Linked DNA regions of Homo sapiens: region 1 is linked to region 2. Evidence: chromatin loops called from intact Hi-C (ENCODE). Cell type or tissue: IMR-90. All regions are shown on one strand. Links, peaks and the distances in the headings refer to the core of each region. The heading gives the core; the rest is flanking DNA.

Region 1 (8,170 bases), core at 1,963-6,962, 260 kb after region 2:
TGTGTGCATTCTTTAACCCTATAGGACCCCATCAGGGATAAAGAATAACATTACAGTTATGGTCGTTAACAACCAAACCATGCAACATATCTTCATGGCAGATTTCTGAAAATGTATGTTAACTAATGAAGTAAGCAGTATTTATGTGTGTGGTGTATTTAGCCTCTGCAAAAAGATATAATCCTGCCTTTAAGTATCATTCTCATAGAACAGTCTCCCCAAAGAAATATTGATAAAGACAGTAAATGAACAGAGGAAAATACAAATTTAGAAACAGGTAATAAGTAGATATGATTCAAATTTTACCTGCAATGTAGTAGAAGTGATAGGAAACATGTCCGAGAACTTTTAGATTGATTCTGTATTTGGACCATGCCATTGAAAAATAAATAGCAAATTTTGAAATGAAAAGCTTAAAAAGTGTTTGAAAAATAATTTAAGCAATAATCTAGTTTGCATATTTTTTAGGACCTTGGGGGACTGGTCTCTGAATTTTCCCACATTTCATTTTTCTCATTTGGAGCACTAGTTGTCAGCTATTAATAATAGTTTATACTAAGCAATAATTACCGGTGAGCTAATTACTTTATAGACTTTAAAAATGCAGTTATTTTTCATGATGCACTGTCCAAAGAGTAAAACAAGCCTCAAAAGAAAGGAAAGAAGGAAGGGAGGGACAAAACCCTGAGTATTTTATTTCCAATTTGTATGCTGTGATAGAATATTGAAACTTACCCAACTATCAATACATTCAAGAGAATCAGTACGAAATAGCACATTTTCACTATAAGTAATATTTAAATATATAGTGGGTTTAAGTATATTAATTATACCCAAAAGCATAAAATTGGTATTTCCTAAGAATTGATCAAGGATATCTAAATACAAGTCATGATTAGTATATTTTAAACCAGTGTGGTTCTTTATGACGTTCTGTTGTTTTTCAACCTAATTGTCAGTGAGATAAATATAGCATCATAGAAAAAGATGCATTAACCAATATATTCAGTGACAAGTATAAACACTCAAACTTCCCCAGAATTCAAACAAAACTGTTGCATATTCTCCAAATTAAAGTAACAAAATTTTCCTTCCCTCTACTTTTTTTTTTTTAACTAGCATTTTTGTTTTCTCAATTGTTGAAGGTACGATTTGCTTTTCTGATTTTCTAATAGACTTCTGGAAGAATAGTATTCTAGAGGGTTTTGAGGATTTTATTTGGGCAAAAACAATTGTTTATTGTATACATGGAAAAAGCAGTTTTAAAAGAAGACATACTTTTTGTGAAGATTAATGCAAACTTTGGTTTGTTTAATGAAACAACAGTTTTGAGGTATTCCCATACCCAGAACGCTTAAATTTTCTAGATGCAAACCACCGAAACAACAATAGAGAATTCAATGAAGTGTCAAAAAGAAAGTTAATTTAATTGGCCTTCATGAAAAACACAAACTTGAATTCAGACAATGAATGAATGGAATGCAGTATCAGCCACGTGTCCATGTTTGGAGTGTCAGTTGATGAGCACCAAGAAGAATGGGCAGCTTTACAGTTCAGCAAGCACAGATGGACTCTAGATAGATGGATCAGCTTACCAGTTTTCTGACCCTCATATTATCAGCACTCAAAAGCTTCAGTGATAGGGTCATTGTCAGTTCCTAATATTCTGAACTAGTTAGAAAACTGAGGGCACAGAAACTCATGGGTTCATGTGGGTCTTGTTACTGCTGTGGCCCCTAGGAGCTGCAGGGAGACCTGGCTACAGGGCCACTTGCCTGCATGGAGCTTATTCTGCACTTATCCCTCACCCTTCTATCATCTTCCTTGGCTGATTCTGACAGCCATCAAATGCCCTCCCAGATGTGCTCACTGCCACCCCCATTTCCTTTGTTGACAGCACTACTGGATATTATGCTAAATGTTGGTTTTGTTTGTTGTTTAGTCTGTTGATAGATGTTCCAGCAGCTATTACATTTGACTTAACCTATATATTTCTTTTTTGTTGTTGCCCTTAAAAAGCACACTGTGTTTAGTTTGCGAGGGCTGCCATAACAAAGTGCCACAGACTGGGCAGCTTACACAACAGAAATTTATTTTCTAACAATCTGGACGCTGGAAGTCTGAGATCAAGATGTTGGCAGGGTTGGTTTCTTCTGAGGCCTCCCTTCTGGGCTTGTAGATGGCTGTCTTCTCCCTGTGTCTTCATATGGTCTTTCCTCTGTGTATCTGTGTCCTAATCTCTTCTTAGAAGGACATGGGTCACTTGAGATTAGGGCCCACCCTGATGATGTCCTTATTTTAACTTAATTGCCTCTGCAAAGATCCTGTTTCCAAATACAATCACATTCTGAGGTATTGGTGGTTAGGACTTCCCCATATGAATTTTGAGGTGATACAAGTCAGCCCATAACACATTTTTAAAAGTAAATTTTTGTGGATTGATCACCCCTGCTGTACCTGCCCCACCCCCAGACGTGAGCATCTAGAAGGCAGAAACTCTGTTTCTCTTGCAATTCCCACAACCTAACAGTGTCCAGCACTTTGCAGCTATTTCATGAACTCTTGCTGCATGAATGCAAAAAAGGTTGGTAAGAAACTTGAAGTTGAAAAGTGGCACTATTTCTGACTGCCAGAAGTAGCACCTGGCGAGTAGACTAGAACATGTTCCGATGAGAAGAAGAGGCAAAGAAAATACAGTACATTTAAACCGAGACAGCTTTTGACAGAAAGGCAAATGATTGTTGCTTGGGATCACCCATTCTCCACATCCAGCACTGGGAATGGAATGGAAGTTCAGGCCCTTGCGGAATACCAAAGGTCAGGTCTGAATCATTTGAGAGCAAAGGTAATTAATGATTGTCAATAGATCTTTTCTCTTAAGCTCTTCACTTTAGAGTCTCAAAATACTGCAGGTATAAGAAAGAACAATGCTGTAATGCAGATAGATCATATTTGTTTCCAGTAATTTACCACGGTTTCTTAAAACTAGCTGTGCTTAAAAAAATGAAAAGTTTAAATATCTCCTTTAGGTACTATGTCTAGGGATATGCTGAGTTCTTAGATACCAGCCAAGCAGGTTTTAAGAATGTAACTGAGACTCCTCTGTCCCTGCCATTTTTGGCTTAAGGTTCTGACTTTGAAGGAGATTGGAAAACTACCAGAAGGCCAAAGCAACGTTCATTTTTCTAAAAGTATACAATGATTACTTGATGATTCAAATACTAAAAAATGCCTAATGTGCTAAAAATGCCTAATAGTGAAAAAAAAAGCCTTGGTCAGTGTAACAAATATGAAGTAAGGGAGAAAGTTTCCTTAGTCATGTGTGTTTTGCTGTCAGATATTCATGTTCCCAAGTTCTTTGGCAAAAGTCATTGGCTTTTTTTTTGTTTTTGTTTTTGTTTTTTTTTTTTTTAGCAAATGGAGAGTTCTTAGAACAACAGATTGTTAGAATAGGTGTAATAATTTCTGAAAGGCAAGCTATTTTCCCCTACAAATTAGACTTTGGTGGTTTTAGTAATGATGCTTAGAAGTTAAATGTTAAAGCAGTGTCATTTCGTTAAAATGGAATATCCCAGAAAAGCACAAGAACGCAAGAATGACAATACTTACCTGACCTTGCTTTTCTTTGCTTCCTGTGCCTACAAAGTTTTTACATGTACTTTTATCAACGTTTTTGGTTTCCAACAGAACTTAATTTCTCACTAATATTTTAAGACTGTACTTGAAATATGATTTTTAAAGTGGTAATATAGAAATGTAATCACTTTATATCCATTTATATGAAGTGAATTTAACAGTAGATTCAAACTTGGGGTCCCCTAAAGTTGAGCCCAAACTGGGCTTTTGTGTGCTGTGACTTTGTTATAAGTCTGAAAAAAGCTTGTGTATTTGAGATTATTTTGTTTTCTTCACCCATTCCTGGATAAAGGAAATGTCAGAAGTGGCTGCTTGTCCCAAACAAGGCAGATGGTGGATTACTTTCTGAAGGAGCTGGGCACAGGAGAGGAATATGTGGAAAAGTAAGGTGGTTGGGGTGAGGGGAACCACATGGCTCAGAAAACAGACCCAGTCCAAAAAGAAAATAGTTCTAGCTCTTGCAGAATGAGCTCTCTTTAAGACCCAAACGTGGGTGGCGGCTGTGGACTGGTATAATTTTGAGGGAGTGGTGGTAGGCGATTTGCATTCTGGGATAATGCGAGGGCAGCAGGATAGTGGAAGGAACTGAAGTTTAGAATCTGGAAACCTAGTGTGAGTTTCAGTCCTACCCTACACTACCTGTGTGACTTGGGGCAAGTCGACCTTTTTGAGTTTCAATTTCTTCATTTGTTTAATGATAAGACCAATATTATTGGCTTATCATCAGGACAAATTAAGTAATGTATGCAAAATTGCTTTGTAAGCTAGGATGTGCTACAAATGTCACTGGTGTAGAGCAAAGATAGTTAGTTACTGTTCAATTATTCCGAAGAGTGAACACACTTAGCCATCTACATTTCCTACCCTAGATTCCCTGACAAAATGGATTGATCGGGGTATACCAAGCATTACAGTCAACTCAATGATTAGGTTACCTCAATTACGGCTTCCAAAACCAAAATGTAAACACACATCTAAGTCTGTTTGTTAATCTGTTAATGAGGTGTGACTCTTAATTGTTGTTTATTAAATGTGAGGCTTATTTATTGCAGAATTTGGAGAATCTGATCTGGAGGGAATCTTACCTAATTTCACTCTGCTTTCAATCAGAACTATATTAAATGTGAATTAGCCCTGACAGATGGTTGTTGGATTCTGTTTCTAAATTTTTTAAAGAAGATTTCACAGTTTTTCTCTAATTTCTTTTAGTAATTTGACAATTCTTATGCTGAGTTCTTCCTTAGAGCTGACCCAAATCTTAGTTGTAATTTTAAGGCCTTTCCCCTCTCCTGTCATTACTTGAAGATGGAGAACAGCTGGTCGGCAACCTTATGCTAATCATCCTTTGTATATTTAAAGAAGAGTTACTCAGTTCCACTCCCTCGCTCCACCCCCTCCCACCACCGAATTCATCAGCTAGTATTCTCTGAATCATTCATGGTGATGACACCTATCTCCCGCCCCTCCCTCAGACACTTGGCTGTTTCAGGCAGCTGGGCAGAATGTGTTGTCACTGGCCACATGGACTTGGAGAGAATCTGGGCTGCTGCTTTCTTTCCTCTTTTATTTTATTCATAATCTTTGGCCTTCTAATAAATGATCAGAATAACCCTTAACAGTGTTTGATGGAGTTTTGCAAGGATACTTATAGAATCCTTTGAAAGTTAGACCTCCCCGATGACTTAGTGCACTCAGCCAGACATACCATGAAGCTGCTACTTTGCCTGCTAAAAATAACATTGATTGATATCTCTGCTTTATTGGACTTAATCTTGGAAGACATCGAGCTGAAACTCTCCTGAGTGCAGTGCGTGTTCAGAAGCACACTAACAGTTTGAAAGAGTTAATGGTTTCCCCAGTGCTCTAAGTGGTAGTCGGGAATAAGTAACCATTGAGGAGAATTGAGCTCATTAAGGTTATCCCGTGTAGTTTCAGAGTGGATCCTGTTTTTAATCTGAATGTGTATGCTTTTGTGTCTCTATAGGTTTATTACCCAGAACTCTTTGTCTGGGTCAGTCAAGAACCATTTCCAAACAAGGACATGGAGGGAAGGCTTCCTAAGGTAAGATCCTTAGATGCCATATTGTTAACACTATTTTCAATATAGAAACAATTGTTTTAAAATATCAGAGCTTTTTCATTTGAATACCCATTATAGGCTGCTATAACAATCCATTAATCTGATACTATGATGACCTTGGAAATAATGTACTTTTAAAAAATATCCTAAAGTCCTATGACTTAAAGTTCACATTATCTTCCTTCATAAATGAAAAATTTTCATTTAAAACATGGAATCAGTTTATCAAAGTACAGTTTACAGGTTTTAAGTCTGTTCCATTTCTGGTTAGACAAACTCAAATACAATGATCAAACTAAAAGATTTCTTAAAAGTATGATGACTATTAATTGTCTGCTAATGAAGTCTGAAGGTCTGATAAGATTATCCATGAAGCAAAAGGGAGGAACAAAAAAACTGTTACATTTCTTTCTTCTAATTTTTGAGCCTAAAAACCATTTTTTATAAACGTGGTTTCATTGTTCTGACATCTTAGGTGTGGCAGTTCTCTGCCTCAAGAAAATTTGTAAAATTTATATTTTAGATTTTAGCATAATTTCTGAAACAAACAATAACAACTACTTACCAGTTTTTACTGTAGATACTGGACTTTGCCTCTTAGGGTGAATACTTGTTTGACTTCAAGCGGGGAGAGTATACTTTTTAACCAATGACTTGCTGATTTTGCAGTTAAGAAAGAAAAACAGAATCCACTGAAAATAAAATTTCTATTTGAAAGTTTCATAAGTGTAATTGACTAACGGTGAGTCCTCCCCCAGCTGTTACTGGTATTTCAATGTTTAAGAAATTATTTTATTTACACTAAATAGTATCAACAATTCCCTATCTTATACTGGCAGGCAGAAACTGAAGAGGTTGTATCAACTGGCAGTTTGCACTGAAAGAAAACAATCTTAAATCACTTTTAATCTTGCAGAGCATTTTTGAAGGTCAAGGTTGAAATCACTGGCAGGAAAGTAGGTGAACAAAATGGTTTGACCCTGCCTGAACTAGACTTGCACTGATTTGTAGAGCTGGAGTGGAAGAGAGCTAAAATAGTAGCGCTTTCCTTAAAAGACACCCACACCCCACCACCTCACCAGCAGCACACCAGCGGCACGAGCAGTATAACCACAGACATTCGTCACTGTGCCAGATCAGGGCATAATTCTCTTAAGGCAGCTGAGGCCTTCACATTAGTTCTTGCCTCATTCAGGCATCCAGAGGTCCTCTCTCTTTGATACTGGTGACATAAACCAGAGGGGCAAGACTAGGCATAGTTCCTTGATGAGTTCAGTGGTGCCTCACCGTACCCTTAGAAAGCCAGCCCTGCTGTGCTAGGTCTTGTCTCACACAAAGACATGCTCCCAGGGGTGGGCACCGTGGATCATGGTATTCAGGTCTTCTGCTATTTTAAGTTCTTTCTTCTCTAAATATGTGAATAATATTTTAAGCATAGTGTTATTTGTTCTTTTTCCAGAAGTTCCCTTCTGGAAAAGCATATCTTTGTATAATTGTAGGAAAAATAATCTTGACTTACTTGGTCCAAAGCACATTATTAACTGGGGATTAATTTCCTAGTAGTCATCTGTCGGGAGGGCTGATCCACCCCGAGGCACATTAACTGGCGTGACTTTCAGGACGGCGGGGCTGTGGGAGCCACTGGACACATCTGCCCCCCAACCCCTAGCCTCTTGAATTACTCAAGTCCCTCAGCTCTGTTGGCACAAATACGTGCTGGATGATAGAAGAACCGTTTTTCCCATGGATGAACTTTTTTTGGCTTGAATTCTTACAAGGCCTGACTTCTGGATCTGGAGAAAGAAGACTTCTTTGTGTCCCATCTTCAAAATGCCTCCTCCACTTGTTGCAGAAGCCTAAAATTCCTTTAGTTGGGGCAGAAAGCCTATTATTATTTAAAAAAAAAAAAAATAGTGGGAGGGTGTGTGGATTGAAATCAGTCAGGGGAAGAGGATTGAAATCTAGTAAATGCAGGACTCCATAGGGAGAACGCACAGAACTCTGTCTCCTCAGGAGCACCTCTCTCCACGGGCATGGTGGGCTCCAGGCCCTCAGGGTGCTTCAGTAGCACACCTCCCTGTGGGCCCTACTACCATTGCCTCATGAGGGTCCAGTCTGTATGCTTGTCTTCCACACAGCAAGTTAATGAAGGGTGAGATGGGCAGGGACTGTTACTGTTTCTGTTTCAATCTCTCTCTAAGCTTGAAATCGAATAGAGTACTCCAGCCATAGTAGGCACTCAGAAAATGAATAATTAATGAAGAAATGTATATTATCTGGGACCTTGAAACAGAAAAAATGGTAAAAATGGTAAATTCAAATCTGAAATAATCGTCACTTTCTTTTTTTCTGGAAGTGCCTCTTCCCAAATCCCTAGCTCTTCCTTTTGTTTTGTTGTGTATGTTTCATGGAGGTAGAAGATTAGTACTGAGACTGAGATTTAAATAGAGAGAT
Region 2 (8,170 bases), core at 1,699-6,698:
CTTCAAATTGTCACTGCTTCTTTTCTAGTAAAGAATATGTAGAATTTCTTCCTTCATCTACTTTGGGCTCTTGCTTGACATTTAATTCAGTTATGTGGGTTCTGGTGAACTTACATATTCTGAATTAAGTGGAAAGGCTTTACTCCTCCATTCACTGTAGCTCTTTAAACAAACTAAAACAAAGACTCCAAAAAACATCTTAGCAAAAATACATAGCATGTATATATGGGCTGAATTATGTTCCCTCAAAAATCCATATGTTGAAGTCCGAACTCCCAGTACCTCAGAATGTGACCATATTTCGAGACAGGGTATTTACAAAGACAACTAAGTTAAAATGAGGTCATTAGGGCCAGTCTAATCCAACATGACTGATGTCCTTATAAGAAGAGGAAATTTGGACACTGACACAGAGAGAAGATGATGTGAAGGCACAGGAAGAAGACAGCCACCTAGGAGCCCAGCAGAGGTGCCTGCAACAGACACTCCCCTCACAGCCCTTCAGAAGAAAGCAATGCTGTTTACATCTTGGCCTTGGACTTCTAGCCTTTGGAAATGTGAGAAAATAAATGCCTGTTGTTTAAGTCACCCAGTGTTTCTTTTTTGTGGAGGTCCTAGCAAATTTATACTGCATGGATGCTTTATTCCTCAGATTTCCCTGCTTGAAATCCTCATACCACTTCAGATTTGAAAAATAATCTCTACACACTAAATAAAAGGTTATTATTTGTTTCTCTCCCTGAACTCAACATGACATGAGTTTTGTGTCTTCACTGGAAAATATTTTAAATTTTTTTAAAAATGTATATAATATAAATATTAAATATATATTATATAGACTATATAGTATATATCAAATATATATGCTATATATTTTTAAAAATTATATATAAATATATAATATATGTATTTATATATTTAATATATATAAAATGTATTGTTTTGCTTATGGCCTATGTATCATTTTAACATTATCCAATTGCTGGCTCTCTGTCAGGGGCCTACATTGCATGTATACTGTAGGATCTTCCACCCGCATATGCCTGGATTTCTTCATGATTTTTTTCTACTTTAATGATGGTTTGTTATTAATTCATAATTTCAAGGGACCTAATATATAACTGATTTTTAAAATGTCTATAAATTAACAAAGAAAAGACTAATCATACTTTTTGGCATTATTAACAGCTGTATTCCCATCTCCTGATTTTTAGATATGCATTTAACTTGCTTTCATGGCCTGTGGCCCACAGGTTAATTATATAGTTTGTTGTTTTAGGCATCTGGACAACTTACTCTTCGCTATAAAAATTTATTTTTCTCCTTTCATACTTTTATCTATGTAGAATACTGTCTCATTACCTCAAGACCAAACTGAATGTATGAGTGCAAGATAGGCAAATTTGTGTCACAGGTCAAGTGTCATGCCCAGTTTGCCCTTGGCAGGTAAATTGGAAATAGGGTAAGGATACTCTGAAGCCCTTAGTTTTGAACTTACATTCCAATTGGATTATATGTATATTTAAGATTAATGTCGCAGTGAACACATAGAATTAGTTTGTGACTTATGAGTGATTCCTTACTCTTCACTCTGGGTGTTTGGGAGATAGTGACTAAATGACATTTACAAATAGCAAATAATATGATTTCAAAATTCAATCTCCAAGGCAAGTATGCATACAGATTAAGATAAATTTGTAACCCTTGCTGGTGGTTCTGCTTTGGCATGAGATGGTTTCTTTGTGTAACTAGCAACTGCAGATGGTTTATAACTATCAAAGGGACTGAGGATTAATGTAGATATTTTACAATCTGCTGTAAGCATCATTTGTATTATACATTTATATGACACAGTAGGTTACAATGATAGATTTGCTTTAGGTTACTCTGAAAATATTTTGAAAATGATAGAAACTTTTATATATAGCCAAATGGTTTAATTGATCAATTCTAGTGATATTCCTCTACAAAAAAAGGCATCTGGTCAGATAAAACTGCTTTTGCTGACAAAGAAAATAAAAAAGAATGGTCAAATAAAAAGTAATTCATCTATTTATGCTTTCATGAAGAAACAAATATCATTAGCTTAGGAGCTTTATGGCTTTTAAAAAACTTGTTTCTTATAGGAATGATGTGGTTTAATGTTTGTGTTATTGTATTTTTGTGGTTAAATGTGTCAGTGGTTTAATATGGGAGTAATCTAAGAGAGGGTATTGTAGGAGGAGATTGAACTGAACACACATCTAGCTCTCCTCCTGCCCTAAATTCCTTATGTGACCTAAAAAAGATTACACACACACACACACACACACACACAGAGAGAGAGAGAGAGAGAAAGAGAGAGAAATTCAGAATAGTGTTGGCAAGAGAGAAAGAATGTCATCAGCCGGTAGAAAATTGTGAGAATTTTTGCAAGTTAGAAAGGACACAATCCTGAGAATCCCCAAGCTGAGAGTGACCTAATGTAGAGAAGGAGATCAAGTGACAGCCATCACAGTAATTAAACAGGAGCTAAAATCTGAACAGTACAACTGTTCTGTCCTATCATTTACGCCACTATACTAAATGGCAAGCACAAATAGAACTCAATGTCAGGCTAAGTCTGAAAAGTATTATCAAAATTAATCTCTTTCGGGTCTGAGCAAGAAGAAGATCAGATTGTGGACTGACTTGAGATGCCCACGGGCATGAAGCCAGGAAAAAAAAAGGAGCACTCTGCTGTCAGGAGGTTAAACCTTGAAGTGCTTCTCTGCTGAACTCATCACCTTCCTAGGCTGGCAGTCAGGAGAGGGCATGAGCTCCTTGCCTACCTGCCAGTCCATGCCTCAGGAAACTTAACAGACACTGTCCAGTAGACCCACCTTAAATATTTACATAGAACCTAAAAGTAGCCTTTTCACTCACAGTTGAGACCTGGTGGAACATCAGACCTATATCACCACAGAGGATTGATGAAAACCAATAGGAGGACAAGGATGAACTAACAGAGCCACTGATCCAAGGTTATAAAATAAATAATTCAAGGAACAGATGAAAACTTAACCAAAGACACTTTTTACAGATCTTTAGAGAGAATCAAGTGGTGATTATCTATTAAAAGGAAAGAAGAAAAAGGAGGGAGAGGAGAAGGAGGAGAAAGATAAGGCTCTTAGGAAGATGAGTAATTAGAGAAGACAACAGTGGTTATAGATTGGCAAAGTAGAAAAAAATCTAATGCAAGGAAAATAATTAATTAAAAAACACTTAACAGGAGTTCCAGAAAAGAGAACATGAACATAGTAAATGGAAAAGATGAAAAGGAGGTAACAGAGGAATTTCCCTTGAGCTGAAGATTTGAGTCTTCAGATTAAAAGGGTGCACTTATGTGTCTACATCCTACTGAAATTTCCAACCTCAAGATTAAAAGAAAATTTTTAGAGCTTTTAGAGAGAAAATAAATCATTTAATCAGTCAAACTCACTAACATGTAGGTGAGAAATAAGTGAATAATCAGACTTCTAGAGGCTTTTTTTTTTTGTCTGTGAGCAGATGGAAGACCTTACTCCCACTCTTCATGCCCACGTAGATTAATTTTAATTTGGTCCTCTGGTTCAAACTTGACTGATTATCTTAATCACCTGTGAAGCCTTTGAAAAGTACACATCCATGGGCCCTACTCTCAGAGATGTAGGTGTATTAGATCCAGGGTGTGGTCTGGGAATCTGTATTCTAAAGAGCTCCTTGGTTTGGAAACAAGTGACTTAGCCCACAGACACTGATGACTCAATTCCATTAGCTGTTTGGTGCACGTGGGGCTCCATTCCATGGATATGAGCTCCTCACGCTAGACCACAAGGCTGACTCAGTGTGTTCTGTCTGAGGCCATATGAGTCTCATATGGCCAGCACCCAGGCCACAGAAATTATATTCATGGCTTCTGCTTTTAGACTAAACATGTCTTAGATGACAAACTATAAAAAGATGTAAAATATTTTTGCAAATCCAACTCTATTGGTAGCCGTTATCTTTCATTTCTGACTCCCCAATCATTGTTTGAAGGCTTAAATTTCACAAATAGAACTAAGGGTTCACTAAGAGTTTTGCAGTAAAGTTGCAGCTGTCCCATTCATGTGGATTTAATTAGAAAGATTTTGCCAATAACATTTTACAGATTTATCTTATTTGTAGAGAAACCCCCAGAGTGCCCTTTAATCCTGTCAAATGTGTCATTAAGGGAATATCTTACACCGATTGCATAATCAGAAGTTATATGAAGTAAAGGTGCAGCGTCTACAATACAGTACATGACGTAAGCTCTGACCAGCAGGGTTAGTTATGCTCAGGAAGTCAACTATCCACCATCTTGTCGGATCCATGCAGTCTTAGCAGACTTTCTTCACACCATGGATGATTGAATCCACTACTCTTTGCATGTTTAAAGACAGAGAAGGCAGATTCTCTGCAGAGAGACGTGAAGAGAAGGTATGCCATGCCTATAGTTGAACGCTGCAGTGGTAGGTGGTGTGAAACTAACTTTTTTACCTTTTTGAAGTATTAGGAAAGAAAAAGTATGTAGGTGAAAGTGGAATGTAATTTCCAAACACTAATCAGATGAGAAGCATTAATTTAGTGTTACTTTTCTTTTGGTCTGCTTTTGAAACAATGGCAGACTTTTGAAGGCTCTCTCCTTTCTTTCCTGTTTGAATTTATTTTCTGATTACACTTTAATACAATAAAATAGATTCATCAGAAACTTTCATGGCATTTCCCTGCCATGGCTCTTTTTTCACCCTGATTCTTCTCTCCAGTGTGTTCCTTTGTTCCTTTGTTTAGCCTCATAACACTCTTTCAGCCTCATAACACTCTTTCAGACTGTCTTCAATCTTAAAGGAAAAGGAAAAACTGAAAAAAAAATTAAACATTAAAAAAATCACTTTTATAAGAAGCAATTCCCCTTTTGGCTACACTGAACCTCACTAGCATTAGTTTATGTGGGTATTGTCCAGCCAGCAGAGCTTCCCTTTGGAGGTACAGTCATTCAATTTCTTTGATACACACAATGGTTAAATATGTTTCATTTTCATTTTCTAATCAGAAAAGAAGAGTGCTAAAATAAAATTTGGCTTCGAGGAAATCTGTGTGTTCAACTGAGTGTGTTGGAATTTCCAAAAGATTATGCTCCTTTCAGGTCCAATAAGTTAGAAGGAAATTTTGATTGCGGTGCCTGGTACTTGTAGAGAATGTGATTAAAAATTGATTAAAGGCCTATCCAAAGATATAGTTGAGATACTAGCTATAATTTTAGAAGATAATAAAAGTCATGACCTGTATATTTCTAAATTTCTTTTACAGTTAAAGAATATTTGCTTGACCCGATGAAATAAAATGAAACAATAAAAACCTAGTTTATATAAGAACCCCAAATACAGTCCTAGTCATCAAATCCTAATAATTGTGTGTCCAGGGGAGAAGAGGTCCCAGTAATCCTACTTTAGCCTTTACATGTTTGTGATATTTATTTTAAACACTTTAGGAAGTCAGTATGACATATATTCCTCTTTCCTTTTCGTTAAATTGAAGACACATTGAGTACCATAACTACACTGTAGAAATAGAATACTGATTCTATTAGAGAAAGGTGACATTTACTTTATCTTGATTTAGAGGATAACTTATGTAAATTACCAAAAAAAGGCAGGAGATGTCAAGTCTTTCGCATAAAATTCAAGTGAGATCAACACATTCATTGACACATCACTGAGGGATAAATTTTTTATTGCATCCTATATATTTGTTCTAAGAATTCTGATTATATTTTTATTGTTAAAAGCTACTACAGATAGTTTGGTCACATCTTAGAAGTAATGAACGGTCACCATGACCTCATTCTTGGGAGTGTTGTCATTTGAGACCTTGTGTTTGAAAAGTGTCCGGAACTGGCAGTACTGTTGATGTGCTACTCACCTTTTACATCTGCATACATTTATCAGAAGTGGATTTGAGGTTTGCATAAATATTATGCATTTTAAAAACTATACTACCACGTTCTTTTTGGTTTCTTTTATTGTTAGAGTCCTTACTGTGTAGAAATAGTTTTTAATATTCCATTATGTTTAATTATTTTGATAAAATAGCAAGTTTACACTACAGTTTATTTTAAATAAAAATAAGTGCAAAATAAAAGTTTAAAGTAGACTTTGCCACAGTTTTTGCAAACCTGGCTTTTTGCTTTTTGTTTTCATTTTTTTTTAATTGTGGGAAAATGTTTCTGGAGAACCTCAAATGAAATAAAGTTAGACACAGAGTCACATTTTAGAGGCATATAGAGAAAATGTGGCTTTTTGTTTGCATTATTCTTTTTTACTCTGTACGGTGAAAAATTGGTTTTATTTCTTATCATATATCAATAATTTTTTTTTTTAAATTTGAGACAGTCTTGCTCTGTGGTCCTGGCTGGAGTGCAGTGGTGCCATCTCGGCTCACTGCAACCTCCACTTCCCAGGTTCAAGTGATGATTGTGCCTCAGTCTTCTCCTGAGTAGCTGGGATTACAAATGTGAACTGCCACATATGGCTAATTTTTTAAAAATTATTATTATACTCTAAGTTCTGAGCTACATGTGCAGAAGGTGCAGGTTTGTTACATAGGTATACATGTGCCATGGTGGTTTGCTTCAGTCATTAACCCGTCATCTACATTAGGTAGTTCTCCTAATGCTATCCCTCCCCTAGCCCCCCACACCCCGAGAGGCCGTGGTGTGTGATGTTCCCCTCCCTGTGTCCATGTGTTCTCATTGTTCAGCTCCCACTTATGAGTGAGAACATATGTTGTTTGGTTTTCTGTTCTTGTGTTAGTTTGGTGAAAATGATGGTTTCCAGCTTCATCCATGTCCCTGCAAAGGACATGAACTCATCCTTTTCTATGGCTGCATAGTATTTCACAGTGTATATGAGCCACATTTTCTTTATCCAGTCTATCATTGATGGGCATTTGGGTTTGTTCCAAGTCTTTGCTATTGTGAACAGTGCCGCAATAAACATATGTGTGCATGTGTCTTATAGTAGATGGATTTATAATCCTTTGGGTATATAGCCAGTAATGGGATTGCTGGGTCAAATGGTATTTCTGGTTCTAGATCCTTGATCTAGATCACCATACTGTCTCTTCCACAATGGTTGAACTAATTTACACTCCCACCAACAGTGTAAAAGCATTCCTGTTTCTCCATATCCTCTCCAGCATCTGTTGTTTCCTGACTTTTTAATGATCGCCTTTCTAACTGGTGTGAGATGGTATCTCATTGTGGTTTTGATTTCCATTTCTCTAATGATGAGTGATGATGAGCTTTTATTCATATGTTTTTTGGCCACATAAATGTCTTCTTTTGAGAAGTGTCTGTTCATATCCTTCACCCACTTTCTGATGATGTTGTTTTTTTCTTGTAAATTTTTTTAAGTTCTTTGTAGATTCCGGAGATTATCCCTTTGTCAGATGGATAGATTGCAAAACTTTTCTCCCATTCTGTAGTTTGCCTGTTCACTCTGATGATAGTTTCTTTTGCTGTGCAGAAGCTCTTTAGTTTAATTAGATCCCATTTGTCAATTTTGGCTTTTTAAGAAACAAATTATATTCTGCTTTACGTTACTATTTTTTAAACATATTGTATCCCCTTCCTAGTTTCTACACTCTTTTGGAGTTTATATACCTTCCCTAAGATATAACCAAATCCTGGGCACATAGGTGCATTGATATTAAATAAATGCACAACTCAAGTTTCTACTTTACATCCATATCACAAAGCTTGGCATCAAATAGTTTACAGTCTATTTGAGGAGAAAATTTGTAGGCTAACCGTAATGCAAAGTAGGATGAAATAAACACTTTAATGGTGATATGAGTAAAATAGTGGTGAAACCCAAAGTAAGAGTGATTAGCATAAATTTGGGAGTGGAGGAAGGAAGGGGATTAGTATAACCCTCACAGAACAAGTGACATTGAGCCTGAGTCTTTCAGAATCAGGAGCACTTCTGTAGGCTAAGGAGGTAGAGGAAACATGGGTTTCTAGCTTAGGAGCTGTAAAAAGCACTACCCATATGGAGAATAGAAATCGGCCCCATAAACCTGGAGCTTATCTTCTCAGAGGGAAACAGTAGCACCACATCACCTCTGTTAAATGCACTCTCAGGAGTTC

What was found. Hi-C counts contacts between places; a loop is a spot of excess contacts. Peaks named below come from ENCODE experiments on the same cell type or tissue, not always from the same donor. Only the 100,000 strongest peaks of a DNase experiment are listed, where the experiment ranks them.
Region 1: it touches region 2 in a loop (11-fold over the local background); 4 of 110 quality-filtered maps call a loop at or near these places.

What each region holds. Positions count from the first base shown.
Region 1 is chr5:111,732,958-111,741,127 of GRCh38, reverse strand. NREP (neuronal regeneration related protein) reads left to right here. Exons shown (of 4, transcript NM_004772.4): 3 at 5,621-5,698. STARD4-AS1 (STARD4 antisense RNA 1) reads right to left here. Exons shown (of 7, transcript NR_040093.1): 6 at 6,282-8,170; 7 at 1,402-2,824. Among named protein-coding and RNA genes, the nearest start is that of NREP, 20 kb to the left of the region's middle. In IMR-90, for the core only: no CTCF peak of the experiment used is centred there; DNase peaks (open chromatin) are centred at 3,207, 5,037 and 6,927; H3K27ac peaks cover 2,031 bases.
Region 2 is chr5:111,993,615-112,001,784 of GRCh38, reverse strand. All of the region lies in intron 3 of NREP-AS1 (NREP antisense RNA 1), which reads right to left. Among named protein-coding and RNA genes, the nearest start is that of NREP-AS1, 85 kb to the right of the region's middle. RefSeq lists an enhancer at 3,084-4,283. In IMR-90, for the core only: no CTCF peak of the experiment used is centred there; DNase peaks (open chromatin) are centred at 2,234, 3,824 and 4,264; H3K27ac peaks cover 1,596 bases.